Linked DNA regions of Homo sapiens: regions 2 and 3 are each linked to region 1. A link is a contact called in ENCODE Hi-C or POLR2A ChIA-PET data. All regions are on one chromosome and are shown on one strand. Each heading gives the region's core, a stretch centred on a gene start or an enhancer-like site at or near the end of the contact. The rest is flanking DNA. Distances are from core to core; before and after follow the strand shown. Region 1 holds the start of LINC01668 (long intergenic non-protein coding RNA 1668). Region 2 overlaps SLC37A1 (solute carrier family 37 member 1). Region 3 overlaps SLC37A1 (solute carrier family 37 member 1).

The links. Hi-C counts contacts between places; a loop is a spot of excess contacts on that map. ChIA-PET counts read pairs that join two places held with the same protein, here RNA polymerase II (POLR2A). Pooled maps may share reads with other maps.
Region 2: a loop to region 1 is called in a pooled map, with 3 times the contacts of the local background. The contact joins the enhancer-like site here to the promoter of LINC01668 in region 1. A Hi-C loop is called at or near these places in 2 of 50 pooled maps. POLR2A ChIA-PET finds 5 or more read pairs at or near these places in 5 of 52 experiments (K562, OCI-LY7, activated CD4-positive, alpha-beta T cell and 2 more).
Region 3: a loop to region 1 is called in a map of IMR-90, with 2.8 times the contacts of the local background. The contact joins the enhancer-like site here to the promoter of LINC01668 in region 1. A Hi-C loop is called at or near these places in 1 of 168 maps with a recorded cell type or tissue (IMR-90) and 6 of 50 pooled maps. POLR2A ChIA-PET finds 5 or more read pairs at or near these places in 3 of 52 experiments (A673, HEK293 and activated naive CD8-positive, alpha-beta T cell).

Annotation. Positions count from the first base shown.
Region 1 is chr21:42,777,316-42,781,795 of GRCh38, forward strand. It overlaps LINC01668 (long intergenic non-protein coding RNA 1668), which reads right to left and starts at 2,679. Exons shown (of 3, transcript NR_135517.1): 1 at 2,567-2,679; 2 at 782-1,002; 3 at 504-682. RefSeq lists enhancers at 171-240, 286-1,235, 2,187-3,136, 3,624-4,347 and silencers at 935-994, 1,015-1,064, 1,095-1,144.
Region 2 is chr21:42,554,495-42,558,974 of GRCh38, forward strand. It overlaps SLC37A1 (solute carrier family 37 member 1), which reads left to right. Exons shown (of 20, transcript NM_001320537.2): 11 at 4,464-4,480. Among named protein-coding and RNA genes, the nearest start is that of SLC37A1, 43 kb to the left of the region's middle. Within about 2 kb of position 2,602, at least 3 of the 41 ENCODE cell types and tissues checked have a DNase peak (open chromatin) inside an H3K27ac peak, as active enhancers do; they include OCI-LY7, where a contact is called at or near this core.
Region 3 is chr21:42,579,519-42,583,998 of GRCh38, forward strand. SLC37A1 (solute carrier family 37 member 1) reads left to right here. Exons shown (of 20, transcript NM_001320537.2): 19 at 218-282; 20 at 827-1,908. The coding sequence ends at 842. Among named protein-coding and RNA genes, the nearest start is that of LINC01671, 33 kb to the right of the region's middle. Within about 2 kb of position 2,638, at least 2 of the 41 ENCODE cell types and tissues checked have a DNase peak (open chromatin) inside an H3K27ac peak, as active enhancers do.

The DNA.
Region 1 (4,480 bases), core at 1,429-3,928:
GATGAGCTGAATCATGGGCTGCATGTGGCAGTGGAGGCTCAGGACAAGACAGATGTGCCTACGGCCCCGGAGAGCTCTGGGTCCAGCAGCAGAGGCGTTCCCCCAGGCCTGGGGGCATGCCCAGCATAGGGAGTGAGTGTGCAGACACAGGGTCCCACCCCCATGAGCACAACCCACTGAACAAGACGCCCCTCTGGGGTGAGCGGCACCATCTCCACCTAGGATGATGTGTTTCCAAGTGAACTCTCACCCGACAATCAGTATTAAGTCAGCATGAAGGGTAAAGATGTTTACAGCTGAGCCACATGCACGTCAGGAGACAGGAGCAGCAATGCCTGGGGCTTTCCACGGTGAGCTCCCAGCACACAGCAAGCATGTCGCCAGAAAGAACAGAAAGTTCACAAAGGGAGGGCCAGCCTGTGCACAGCCTAGCACCGTCCTGGGAGGCCATCATCACCTGTGCTCCTCTGAGAGGACAGGAAGATGCTGTTTTCCACTTTTTTCTCCCCAAGACCGTTTATTAGCAATTGAAGGAACAACGCATGTATCAAAGACTGGATTTGAGAAATTCCAACAAATCTGCCCCCTCGCAGTTGGGAGCTGGCATCGTGCAATCTTCGGAATGCAGCCTCTGGCTCTCCCATCAAAAGGCAACGCAGCCCCCTGTGATTTCAGCTTTGACCTTGTGGGTAATAAAAGAAGGAAAGAGGAATGTCTGCTACTGGAATCCTGGATGGGGTCCCCGCGGCCGAATCCCCCCTCCCGTCCCCTCCTGTGTCACCTGTCATGTCTCAGACTTTGACCGCCTCCCGCAGCTTCCTTTTATTCGTAATGTCTAAAGCCAACCCAAGCGTCTTTGCCGGCTGACGTCTTAGCCAAATCATGTGGGAAACCCGTGAAGCAGAACTGACCGCTGTGAGGGCTGGGAGTACACTGGGCATCTGAAATACTTCAGCCCAGGAAAACGTCCATCAGTGGACACCGTCGGTTCCCAGGTGGCCTCTGGAACAGGAAAGCAGTCACCCCCTCGTCCGATCCCACAGGAAACCTCATTCCACTCTAGTGGCAGTGGCTGGGGCTAGATCCCCCTGAGCCAGGAGACGACGGGCAGTGCCCGGACAAGGCTGTACTCTGTCCACAGCTCCTCCACTGTGGCTATGAGGGAGGTTTAAAAATCTCAGTCCAGTGGGGGGGGTCAGCCCCCTGCCCGGCCAGCCGCCCCGTCTGGGAGGGAGGTGGGGGGGTCAGCCCCCGCCCGGCCAGCCGCCCCGTCTGGGAGGGAGGTGGGGGGGTCAGCCCCCCGCCCGGCCAGCCGCCCCATCCAGGAGGTGAGGGGCGCTTCTGCCCGGCCGCCCCTACTGGGAAGTGAGGAGCCCCTCTGCCCGGCCACGACCCCGTCTGGGAGGTGTGCCCAGCGGCTCATTGGGGATGGGCCATGATGACAATGGCGGTTTTGTGGAATAGAAAGGCGGGAAGGGTGGGGAAAAAATTGAGAAATCGGATGGTTGCCGGGTCTGTGTGGATAGAAGTAGACATGGGAGACTTTTCATTTTGTTCTGTACTAAGAAAAATTCTTCTGCCTTGGGATCCTGTTGATCTGTGACCTTACCCCCAACCCTGTGTTCTCTGAAACATGTGCTGTGTCCACTCAGGGTTGAATGGATTAAGGGCGGTGCAAGATGTGCTTTGTTAAACAGATGCTTGAAGGCAGCATGCGCGTTAAGAGTCATCACCACTCCCTAATCTCAAGTACCCAGGGACACAAACACTGCGGAAGGCCGCAGGGTCCTCTGCCTAGGAAAACCAGAGACCTTTGTTCACTTGTTTATCTGCTGACCTTCCCTCCACTATTGTCCTATGACCCTGCCAAATCCCCCTCTGCGAGAAACACCCAAGAATGATCAATAAAAAAAAAATAAAAAATAAATAAATAAATAAATAAAATAAAAATCTCAGTCCAAAGGCTTTCACCGTAGTCTGTCTAAGGGACAGATAACATCGTCTCTCTGAATTTGGGAGGGGACTGTTCTCTGTTGGTAGCCAAAAGGGGCCCAGCAAGGTGCTAGGGTTCCAGTCTCCCTGAGTCCTCAGGCAGGTCTTCCCAGCCCCCACCCTGGGACTCCCTGCCCTGCTGCAGGGGAACGTGAGGGTCAGGGGTCCCCAGATTCCTGGGAGCTGGGGCCGGTGCCCTGGCAGAAACACGGCCTCAGGCAGGGTCCAGGGCCTGTGGGGGTGAGTCACGTTGTTATGGGCTGAATTCTCTCCCCAAAACTTACGTCCAAGCCCAACCTGGTGCCTCCCAGTACCGTATTTGGAGACAGTGCCTTTAAAAGGTGGTTAAGATAACATGAGCTGACTGGGGTGGGCCCTGAGCCACTTTGACTGAGTCTTACAAGAAGAGGAGGTCGGGGCACAGATGCACATGAAGGGCGCCAGGGAAGGACAGACCCTGACACACAGAGGAGTGGGGACTCAGCAGAAGCCAGCCCTGCCAACACTTGTCTCAGACTTTGAGAGGTAAGTGTCTGTCGTTTAAGCCCCCCGCCAAGCTCACACACACACACACCTGTGTGCCTCGCTAGGGCTGCCCCAGCAGACTCACACATCACACCTCCCTCACCACCGAGTCCCTGGGCAGCAACGTGGGCCCGGCTCACAAGCAGTGCTGGAGACAGCTTGAGCTTGGGTTGACTGCGCCAGCATAGCATGATCTCTCTCTCTCTCTCTCGCTCTCTCTAAGGAAAAAAAGAAGATAAGAACTAGAGAGTCAGAAATGTCATCTCTTTCTTTCTTTTCTTCCTCCTTTCTTTCTTGCACTCCAGCCTGGGCAACAGAGTGAGACTCCATCTGAAAAAAAAAAAGGAAAGAAAGAAATTGATTTTATTAACCAAAACTAGTAAAGGGGAAGTGGCCAGATAGCCATCCATGGCAACCACTTCAATTTTGGGGAGGAAGGCAGGGGTTTAAGAAAGGAAAACTTGGCCGGGCATGGTGGCTCATGCCTGTAATCCCAGCACTTTGGGAGGCCAAGGTGAGTGGATCACCTGAAGTCAGGAGTTCATGGCCAGCCTGGTCAACATGGTGAAACCCCGTCCCTACCAAAAAAAAAAAAAATTAGCTGGGCATGATGGCAGGTGCCTGTAATCCCAGCTACTGGGGAGGCAGAGGTGGGAGAATCTCTTGAGCCTGGGAGGCGGAGGTTGCAGTGAGCTGAGATTGCACCACTGCACTCCAGCCTGAGCGACAGAGCGAGACTCTGTCTCAAAAAGAAAGAAAGGAAAACGTGATAAGGAAGAAATACGAGAATTGGGTGGGGTACAATGTCTGTGTGTCTCGAGTGGCTGTCTTGGGTCCCCATCCACCTGGGTCTCAGGCTGGCATCACCTCAACAGTGGCCAGGTGGTGAACTAGCCACCTTGATGTCATCTGTGGCACTTTGCAGCTTGATCTCCAGGCTTGGTCTGTCTCAAGATTAGCCCCTGGAACGTCTAAGAAGGTGCATAATGAGATGCGTGCATAATGAGATGCGCACATACAGTTAGAGAACTGTGAAGCGGGTATAGACAGTGAGAAAGGCGGGGACGTGAAGCCTACTTTAAGGCTAAGGGAAAAGGCTTCTGCAGTTCGCTTCAAGGTTATATCTTAAAATCCAAGAGAAAGGGGAAAAAAAGTTAAGATGCATTTTGAAGTTAAGCTGCCTGGTTACAAGTGAAAATACATAAGAGTACTGGTTTTTTTCCGGTTAATCCTAACTTTTCTAATATATTTTGCTAGCAGATATTTAAAATCTGGTGGTTTAGCCAAAGAATTTGGGACAGCAAGACTATACAATCTTCCATCCGCTGCAAAGAGATGTTCGTTTTTTCTCAGCGTTTCTGAGAAGCTGGAAAACAAGGTGAGCTGCCGCCTTGGACACCCTCCTCTTAATTCTGGTTCCTTCCTGCTCGACATGGGGACGGGACAGTCCGACGCTCCCTCTCATGGGAATGTATTTGCAGACATCATATCATGGAAAATACTAAACACAAGTGTTGCCTCAGAAGCTCACGATGAGCCGGGTTCACGCCGGTGTAATTCTGCGGGGGCCGGACCCTGAATCTCATGCACGCGCGGCTGCGAAGGCGACGCAGCTTCTGCCTCTGAGCCGCCTCCTTCGATACATCCCGTGGGAGCGGGAGCCACACTGAGCGCCAGGTCTGCGGCCAGCCGGGTGGGAAACAGGCGCTGCTGCCAGCAAGCTCCTCCCACTCTGCTCACCTGCCCCGAGGTTCCCAGAAGTTCTCAATCAGTACCATGTCCTTTCCCCTTCTCGAAGAAAAACACTGTTGGCAATGGAACAGCGCATCCCATTATCCTCCTGTCTTCACCAGGAACAGGCTCCCCAGACAGCAGACACTGTTTTCCGCGAGCCGGAGGCAGCCAGATTTGAGCCCAGATACCGCCATGGCCACTCCTGCGAAACCCTAGAAAGCCAGGGACA
Region 2 (4,480 bases), core at 1,352-3,851, 220 kb before region 1:
TGGCCTTGGGAGGCTTCCCTAGGCAGGCAGTGTTGAAACAGAGCTGTGAGGGACTGGAGGGAGAGTCTGCAGGTGCCTGAGCACAGAGGGTGTCAGGGTGAGGGGCGCACGGTGGGCTGGCCACGTGAGGTGCACACAGAAAACTGACATCATGGGACCAAGAAAAGGGAGAAGCAGGTAACAGAAGGAGGCATCTCCACCTCCCCTATGTCACAGATGAGGAATTCCGGACACAGAAATGCTAAGTTAATCTGCCTTGTCATCCGCGGTAGCAGGGAGGCCTCAGTGCAGGTCTGGCCCACCCCTAGCACCTGAGCCTCCTGTGCCCTACCCTTCCCATCATTGATCCTTGTAGAGGCTCCTCACATTGCTGCTGCTTAGCTGACCACACCAAGCTGCAGCGGGCATTTTAAATTTGAGTTTAATCATTGAAGTTATAAGCTGTTCTCTTTCTAGATCAGGTTTTTGTTTGTTTGGTTGGTTGGTTGTTTTTTTTTTTTTTTTTTTTTGAGACAAGATCTTACTCTGTCGCCCAGTCTGGAGTGCAGTGGCATGATCTCGGCTCACTGCAACCTCCGCCTCCTGGGTTCAAGTGATTCTCCTGCCTCAGCCTCCCTATTAGCTGGGATTACAGGCACCCACCACCACACCTGGCTGAATTTTGTATTTTTTTAGTAGAGATGGGGTTTCACCATGTTGGCCAGGCTAGTCTTGAACTCCTGACCTCAGGTGACCCACCCGCCTTAGCCTCCCAAAGTGCTGGAATTACAGGCTTCAGCCACCGCACCCGGCCTCTAAATAAGGTTTAACCTTCTACAGCAGACACAGGGCCTCTCCTCTGTCAGAAAGACCCCTCCAGCATGTGTAAGGGGCTGCTCTCCCTATCTTTTTAAATTAAATAGCTTAAAGGATTAATGTACTAAACATGCATCTCACTTTTTTATTGACTGCAGAAATTTATTTGTAGTGGCTGAAATATTAGAAAAGGGAAGAATGATGTCTCGTGCATCTGGGTTCTTGGATTTTAGGGAGACAGTAGGCAGTGACTAATTCAACCAAAATGCTTTAAAATCTGTACTTACTTCTGAATTCACATTTAAACAAATCATGTCCCAGTGTCCAAAAGGCTGTCACCCCTCTCTGATGATACTGAAGCCTGCCACTTCTTCTGAATCAAGACCACAGGCCCTTTCTTCTGGTGTAGTAACTGACCCATAGAACTAGCCTTGGCTTCTAAGTATAGTTTCTCTCTTTCCTTTTCCGGCCCTCTAAGAAAGGCTGTTTACAGACTTGCCATCAAGGAGCCAGTTATGTAAGTAAAGGCACTGGCAGGCCTTATTTCAGGCTGAGGGTGACGACCACAACCGGGCGCATGCTGACCTCGCTTACGTGGCATCCCCTTTCGGCGGGCCTGCCATTGCTCTTGGGTCAGGGTAGGCGGGGAGAGTCCCCATGAGGTTGGCTGGACACCCTGGATGTCCCCTTTCCCAGAGTGACCGCTGGGCTCAGTGGGGTGTCACCCAGCCCCTGACCTCCACTCCTTTTCAGACAGAGCTGCTACACTATGTCACGTAGCAGGCAGTTTCTCAGTGGCCTCTTGAAGAGACATGTAAAGAAAGCTGGGGGGCGGGGAGCAAATGTGGGAAAGAGAATGAGGCGCTGCTGTCACTTGGCCACGTGGCGAGCCCGCAGGTCCCCGCGGGCGTTTTAGAGGATTGTCTTGGGGACGGTCGCACTTGCCATCCCTGTAGTCACTTGTCACTTTTCCTCCTTGACGTCTCTGAGGATCCTTCTGATTGGCTGTGGCTCAAGAACTGTTGGGCCCACCAAACGCGGCGTGAGCACGGAGTGGGTATTTGGAGGTTGAATGTGACTCCACCGTGCACTTTGCACGCCAAGTGGGGACTCCACAAATCTCTCTTGTGATGGCCTTTCCCAAAGGGAAGCTGCAGACAGCATCGGGTAGCGGGGTGAGCTTAGCATTTTTAGATAAAGCGATCGTTATTACGCAGTCCCCCCACATGCGTCTGTGTGTATTTTTGTTGTGTGTGGGGGCATTTTAGTAGAGGGAACCCTTTTCTCTTTGAAAGTGTAAGCCCTAAGCGTGGAGTGCACTGGCCACAGAAGCCCCCACACCCACCGGGGGCTCCACAGATCCCATTTGGGGCTCTTGGGACACAGACTGGAAACTGCTTGTTTAGAGGCAGAGGTGCCTCTTGGCCTCCAGCCTTGTCTTGGTCCACCCAGTGGCTTCTTGTTTGCTATGTAAGGAGGAGGCAGCAGCAGCCCCCTGTTTGTTTTGGAAAACCAGCCATGGCCCCACACTCTTTCCCATCTCCTCCAGGAGCAAACAACTCAGGTATGGTGGCTACAAGTCCTGTTTAAGATGAGTGGCTGTGAGCACAGGGCCCGTTCTCAGCAGAAACAGAGCCTTCTGTCTGTCTCGGGGGCTCCTTGCTGCTTAGATAAGGAGCAGAGGGTCTGTGTCTGTGGCTTTAAACCAGCCCAGCAAGTGGACCCTGAAGCACTTTACAAATCCTGCAAGGGCCGTGGGCGGCCTTTGGGCATCTGGGTCCTACCTGAGGCCAAGTAGGTCTTCTGTGTTGACCTGCGGTCACTTCTCTGCGGGTCAGAGGGTGCGCTTCTCCTGGCTAAGCGGCCTCGTTCCGCTTGACTTTTCTCCAGCTGGCTGCATTTCACCCACTGCTGAGCCTGTTTCCTGCGGAACGGCCTGTGAAGTCCTGTAGCCCTCAGCTTGCTATGAGTGGAACTCGCCTGGGGCTGCCCCAGGGACTGCTTCCGTGGGGCTGGGGGAATTCGAGGCTTCTCAAAGCCCCCCGAGGAGATTCCAGTGCTTAGCCACAGTAGAGCATTACTGATGTAGTTTTCTAAACTGGACGATTAGCAGAATTCATGAGAGAAAAGTTTATTCAGAAACTCAAGTCGCCATTCTTTGCTTTCACGTGCCGTGATGGGATTATCATCGGGAGCATGTTAGGCATCTGCACTCAGCCTTGTCATCTTCATTCCAGAGCACCTGACTATGTGGCCACATGTGAATATCTTCATCAGAGACCCGCTCTCCATGCCAGAGTCCTAGCTGTGAAGCCGGGCTTCCTGGGGCACGTAGACGCTGGGCTGCCCCCAAGGCCACCCACTGGGTGCCCACACTGGGCTGCACTCGGTGCCACCTGCCACCCGGTTTCCAAATGTCTGTTTTCCACTGGAAGAGAATTCTAAATATTCTAAATATCAAGGGGCAGGGGAATGTGGAATACATTACCATTTTCTTTTTTTTTTTTAATTAAACTACATTTTTAGTCCAACTTATAACAGGTTATAGTGAGATAAGTACCACAAAGCCTGTTTGATTTTGTGAAAGGTCTGAGATACCTAGAAGCATTTCTTTGTAAGACCTTGAACCTCATAGCTCACTCATGAAGAATATTTTTATTTTATTTTCATTCTTTTTTGAGACAGGGTCTTGCCCGGGCTGAAGGACAGCCGCACAATCACAGCTCACTGCAGCCTCCACCTCCTGGGCTCAGGTGATCCTCCTGCCTCAGCCTCCAGAGCAGCTAGGACTACAAGCGCATACCACCACATTCCACTATTTTTTTTTAGGTCTTACTGTGTGGCCCAGGCTAAGATTATTTTTATGTTATCCTTGCTCTGACTTGAAATCCCACTCTAGGTTGGGGAATCACTCTTCTTTGCTTTAATGAATGTACACTTTGTCCTTTAGGAACGTCTAGACAATCAGAATTCATAAATATCAGAATAGGTGTATTTTAAAATAATGTTGGTGTATTTTAAAATAATGTTATTTCTGGTCATATATGGCCATTGTGAACTCCTAAAAAATGCAGGATCATGTAAAGAATTTCTTATTAGCATTTCGATAAAAATTACACATAATTCCACCACTCGCTGACAACCATTGTTGGCTTAGATTTTAGCTTCTTTCTTTCTAGAAATAGATCCTATAGTTGCCTAGTTACATACGTAGATATTTAAACATTCTTTGAGGTTATAATGACATGCAGTTTTGAATGATGTGTTATTTAATGTGTCATAAGCATTTTCCGTCATTAAAATCTCCCAACCTTTTTTTTACAAGATGTCATTCGTATGGATGTATTTGAATTTTCTATTTTTTCTCAATGATGATGTGACATCCATTTTACTTTATAAGTATCTTTTTACTTTTCAAATTATTTTTTGCCAATAGATTCCTAGAATTTCTGGATCAGAGGATCTGTGTACCTAGCCGTTCATGAAAATGCATGAATGCTAATCATTCTAACACAGTGGCCAGGTGGGAATGTCACCCAGGATGTCTCCAAGGCAGTGGAAGAGAGAGCCGCCAGGCACCCTCGTCATTAGGAAGCCTGGCCCCACTTCACCCAGACTGCCCGGCTGGTAACACCTTTCCTTTTTGTTCCCAATGGATTTGCCTCCAGGACCCAGAGATGCAGTG
Region 3 (4,480 bases), core at 1,388-3,887, 200 kb before region 1:
GCCCTGCCCTCATCAGACAGCCCTGCCCACAGGAGCCCAGGCCTCCGGCTGAGCATGCAAGCCCCGCTGCTCTTGCAGGGAGGCCACCCCAGGGAAGGTGCTGTGGGGAGAGAGCCACCCGCCCAGGCCTTGCGGGCCAGGTCCTCATGGTGCCCACGGCGCGGGCCGCCCTGTGCCTGCTCCAGTAACAGGTGGGCTCACCTTTGTTTTGGTGCAGTTCCTGATCCGCCTCATACACAAGGAGCTGAGCTGCCCAGGGTCAGCTACGGGGGACCAAGTTCCGTAAGTCCCACTCGGGCCCTGTCTCCGTGCGTGAAAGCCGGCTCCAAAGTGCCTTCTGTCCTATCTGCCTTCTGCACCTGGCTTTCCTGAAAGAAAGAAAACGCGTGGCTTATCTTTTCACGGCACGCCACCTTCACTCTCACTTTTTCTTTTCTAATAAATACCTCTGGATGGGTTAGTGGTAATCTCTCCTCAAACCCTGAGTGGAAAATGTGAGGGAATTGCCGTCTTTGGCATTCTGTTGGAGCTGCAGCCCCCCGAGCTCTCCTTGCCTTCCTGCTCGCCCCCTTCTCCCTCCCTCCTCTTTTCCCTCCCCCCTTGGTCCTCCCTCGCTCCCTTCTCACTTCTTCCTGGCCCCCAGAAGGCTGCGGGAAAGGTGCAAGGGTTTATCCAGCATCCAGCACCCCTGCAGGAGAGGAATCCCTGCTGGGCCGGGAGGGCAGCTGGCTCCCCATAGGATTTGCACATGGTGTGTGAAGTTCAGCATCTCTTGCTGAGCCACTGCTGGCTGTTAGAGCAGCTCTTCTTTCAACCTTTCTTTCAGATTTAAGGAACAGTGACACCCCACCCCAGTCCCGTGGAGGGGGTCTGGGCCCACCCTTCACAACTGCCTTTCAAGGACAGTTCAGACAAAGGGCCCTGCATGGAAAGAGTGACCTCCCTTTGCCTTTTGCACACGCACCTGGAAAAGACACAGAAGCCAACCTGAGAACCCCTGGTGCTATTTTAAAGGAGACATATTGCTGAACAGCAGTGAGAAAAGTCTGCAGGAACTGCTGCCTGAGCCAAGCCAGAGAACCGAAGACCCGGCCGGCCCTGGCCTCACAGGCGTGTGCCCATGCAGCCACCCAAATGCACGCGTGACAACAAGGCCGGGAGGGTGGGGGGGGTGCACAGGTAGCCCCGACCCTCTCAGGCATTCCAGCCACAGAACATCAAAGTGAGCGAGTACTGCGCTGGCTGTGGCTTCAGAGAACCTGTATGTGCCACATGGAAAAACAGGACACCAGAGCCCACCAGACAGTGCCGGCCAGCAGAGAAGCAGAGAGCCAGCGCCACACAACATCAAGAAGGCCGACAACCAGGTTGGAAACCAAGACGGAGCTCAGACCCACCACATCGCCCCAGAGGCTTTTCCAGCACCCATGATGTTTCGGACTGACCTAAAAACTAATTGTCGAGAAGCCAAGGGTGAGGAGGCAGGAAGCACCTCCGGTTGGAGGCACCCAGGCTTGCCAGCCACAGAGCGCCCCAAAGTCACCGTCATCCCAGCCCCTGGCCTTCCTGCTGCCCTCCGGGGCCATGGCACTGCTGTTCAGCTCAGGCACAGGGGCACAGCAGAGGTTTGGGAAGCGGTCTCCCCACCGGCACTGGGATTGGCGGGTCCAAGCCCAGCAACCGGCTTCGCTCCACAACACACACCACACCTGGGACTGTTTTTAATACATAGCAACAGACTGGGTTATTTATTTAAGATGTGTATTGTGTCATATGAAGTTTAAGAGACATAAATGGCATTTTGTTATTTATTAAGACAAACTCCAATTGTTCTCTGGCTGTTTTTTTCAGTTGTGTCTAGCAAAATACTTATCTGCCCTTTGAAATAAAATGTTTTTGTTTAAAAAATCTCAGAACACTCAGAGAATGTTGATGATTTCTGCTTACATTTCCATTACGCTAAAAAAGGGAACTTCCAAATCGTGTTGTGTGTTTTGGGTTTTCTCAGGCTTGGACACATTGAGGTTTCTCGGGTTTGGACACATACTGGGAAAAGACCATTTCCAGCAGAAAAGGGGCCTACCTCTCGGTCCCTTGTTTGCACAGAAGGCCAAGCTGAAGTAAACAGCCATCTGGGTATTTTATAAATCACGCAGTTTAAAGAATATCCTAAGATTTGTCCTTGACGAGGAGGTGTCACACCCCGTGGTGGTGGGGAAAGGTGCTGACCTTGGGAACTACATGGTGGGGTCCAGGCTTTCAAACGTCCTCAGAATGCTGACCGTCCAGATGTGCATGGTGCGGGCTTTCTCTGGATGGAGTGCTGTGGAAGTTCACTTGGGGACCTCTCACAGCAGCAGGGCAAAGGTCAGAAACAACACACTGTGTGTCCCGCAGTTCTCAGGGGCCTCCTGCTTGAGCTCTGCGGAGAAGCCCACAGGAGGAACAGACCTGGCTGTGGCGGCTTCTGTGTGCCAGCTGCCCCACTAGATTGGCTCACTCTCTTTTTAATGGCAAGTTATTTATACATTTAAAAGATTTCTGCTAAAAAAGAACTTCCCTAAACACCAAATGGATGGAGTGTGTTTCCCACACACGCAGCGCACTCAGCTTGTGCTGGCCTTTCCCGGTCCTCCACCCAATGCTTCCCGCTCCTGGGAGCCTCCCACTTTCCCTCTCTCCCTGACCTGGCTCCAGGCACCAGTCCAGCCCTCTCCCGCTGGTGTCACAGTGGCCTGGGCTGCCCTGAGCCCCTGCCGGCTGCCATCCCTGAGGACGGGCACCAGCCCCGTGCTCACCACAGGGCACCTCTTCCCTCTGGGTGTGCAGCACTCGTATCCATGGGGTGAACAAGCGAGGGATGACGCAGATGGCACAGTATCATTACAGGATGCACAGAGGGCTTTTTCCATAAACAAAATTCTTTGCATTCACTGCCCCCTGCCTCTCCAGAACTGTCCCCTCTGAGGCCTCATCTAGTCAGAGGCCCAGGGCTGGTGGGCCGGAGCGGACCTTCCTCACCCCATAGCCACCAGCCAGCATTCAGCACAGCAGCTTTGAGGTGGCGATCGCTATTTCCCCAACTCAATGAACTAAAGTACTAGAAGAAAATCTCCCACAACTCACAAAGGAAGAGCAACTTCCCATTTCTGAACCCTCTGAGCTAAACCCTGAGAACTTTTGGAAATGGAGAGTCGATCCTTTTTTTAAAATGAAGAGTATACACACAGCTATTTTTTTAAAGCAATTTAGCGGAAATTCACCTTGATTCATGGATGGAAGATTTCATTATGACTTTTAAGGAAAAAAGTACATGATTTCAATATAAAAATACATCTTCATTTGAGCATAGCTGAGGTATTTTCCATCTGCAAACAGCCAGCTCTGAGACACACACACTTGCCGTCCTGTGGAAGCGTGGCTCTGCCTGTCACGCACGTCTGCGCTTGCCGTCCTGTGGAAGCGTGGCTCTGCCTGTCACGCACGTCTGCGCTTGCCGTCCTGTGGAAGCGTGGCTCTGCCTGTCACGCACGTGTGCGCTTAGTGCACATCACTAAGACTCTCCTATTCATGTTGACAAAAAAATGCCGGATCATGGAAACACAAGCTGGTGACAGGGCCAACAAAAGAGCTCAAGGTGGGACTCCAGCTCTCCAGCCTGTCTGTAGGTAGGAAAAACTACTCCTGGAAGCTCACCTCAGTGAATGCACCTCAGAGTCCAAGAGCTGCCGCGAATACAGGGCCTGGTGGCTGCTATACTGTGCGTCTCAGAGCAGAGCCAGCTCTCCCATCGCCAGCTTGTAAAATCCAAGAAAACGAAATTGCTTGATAAACTACGAGCTGAAAAAAAATGAGCCCTGATTTATTATTATTCAATTCAACAGACATAAAAACCACTCTGCTAAATGGCCACAGGACCACTCCAGTCTTGACTCAGCAGAGCACAGCTGGGCCAGGTGAGAAGCAGGTGTGAGGGCACTGTGTCCCTTGCAGGCTGTGCCCACAAGGCACCCAGGCTGTCCCCCACAGGGCTCCGATGCGCCAGGTCACCTCCATTCCCAAGGCTCCGCATTGACCCACAGTCTCTGCACAGGACACCCCAGGTCCCTGGAGGGCAGTAGAAGAGGCTGTAGCACTGGCTGCCAAGGCAGGGGCAGCTGCCAGGCCCACCAGAGACCACGGGCAGTAGGCAGGTCACTTCCCAGGGTGGGGGGGGGGCTGAGGTGGGAGCACAACCTAGGCCCCTCCTGGGGAGGTGGTGGAGTCAGAATCACGTAAGAGCCAAAGTTCCAGTCCCTCAGTGCCGGCTCCATTGTCCCCTGGACTTCCCTTACAAACCACAGATGCAAAGAGAGCACTTCTCAGAATCTCCACACAGCCACGGTGGAGCACTCAACCCACGCGACCCTCGGGCGCAGGTGCTGGGTGACTGCCCTGGCCATGTGCCCTGTGGCCCGCAGAATGACACCTCATCCAGGAT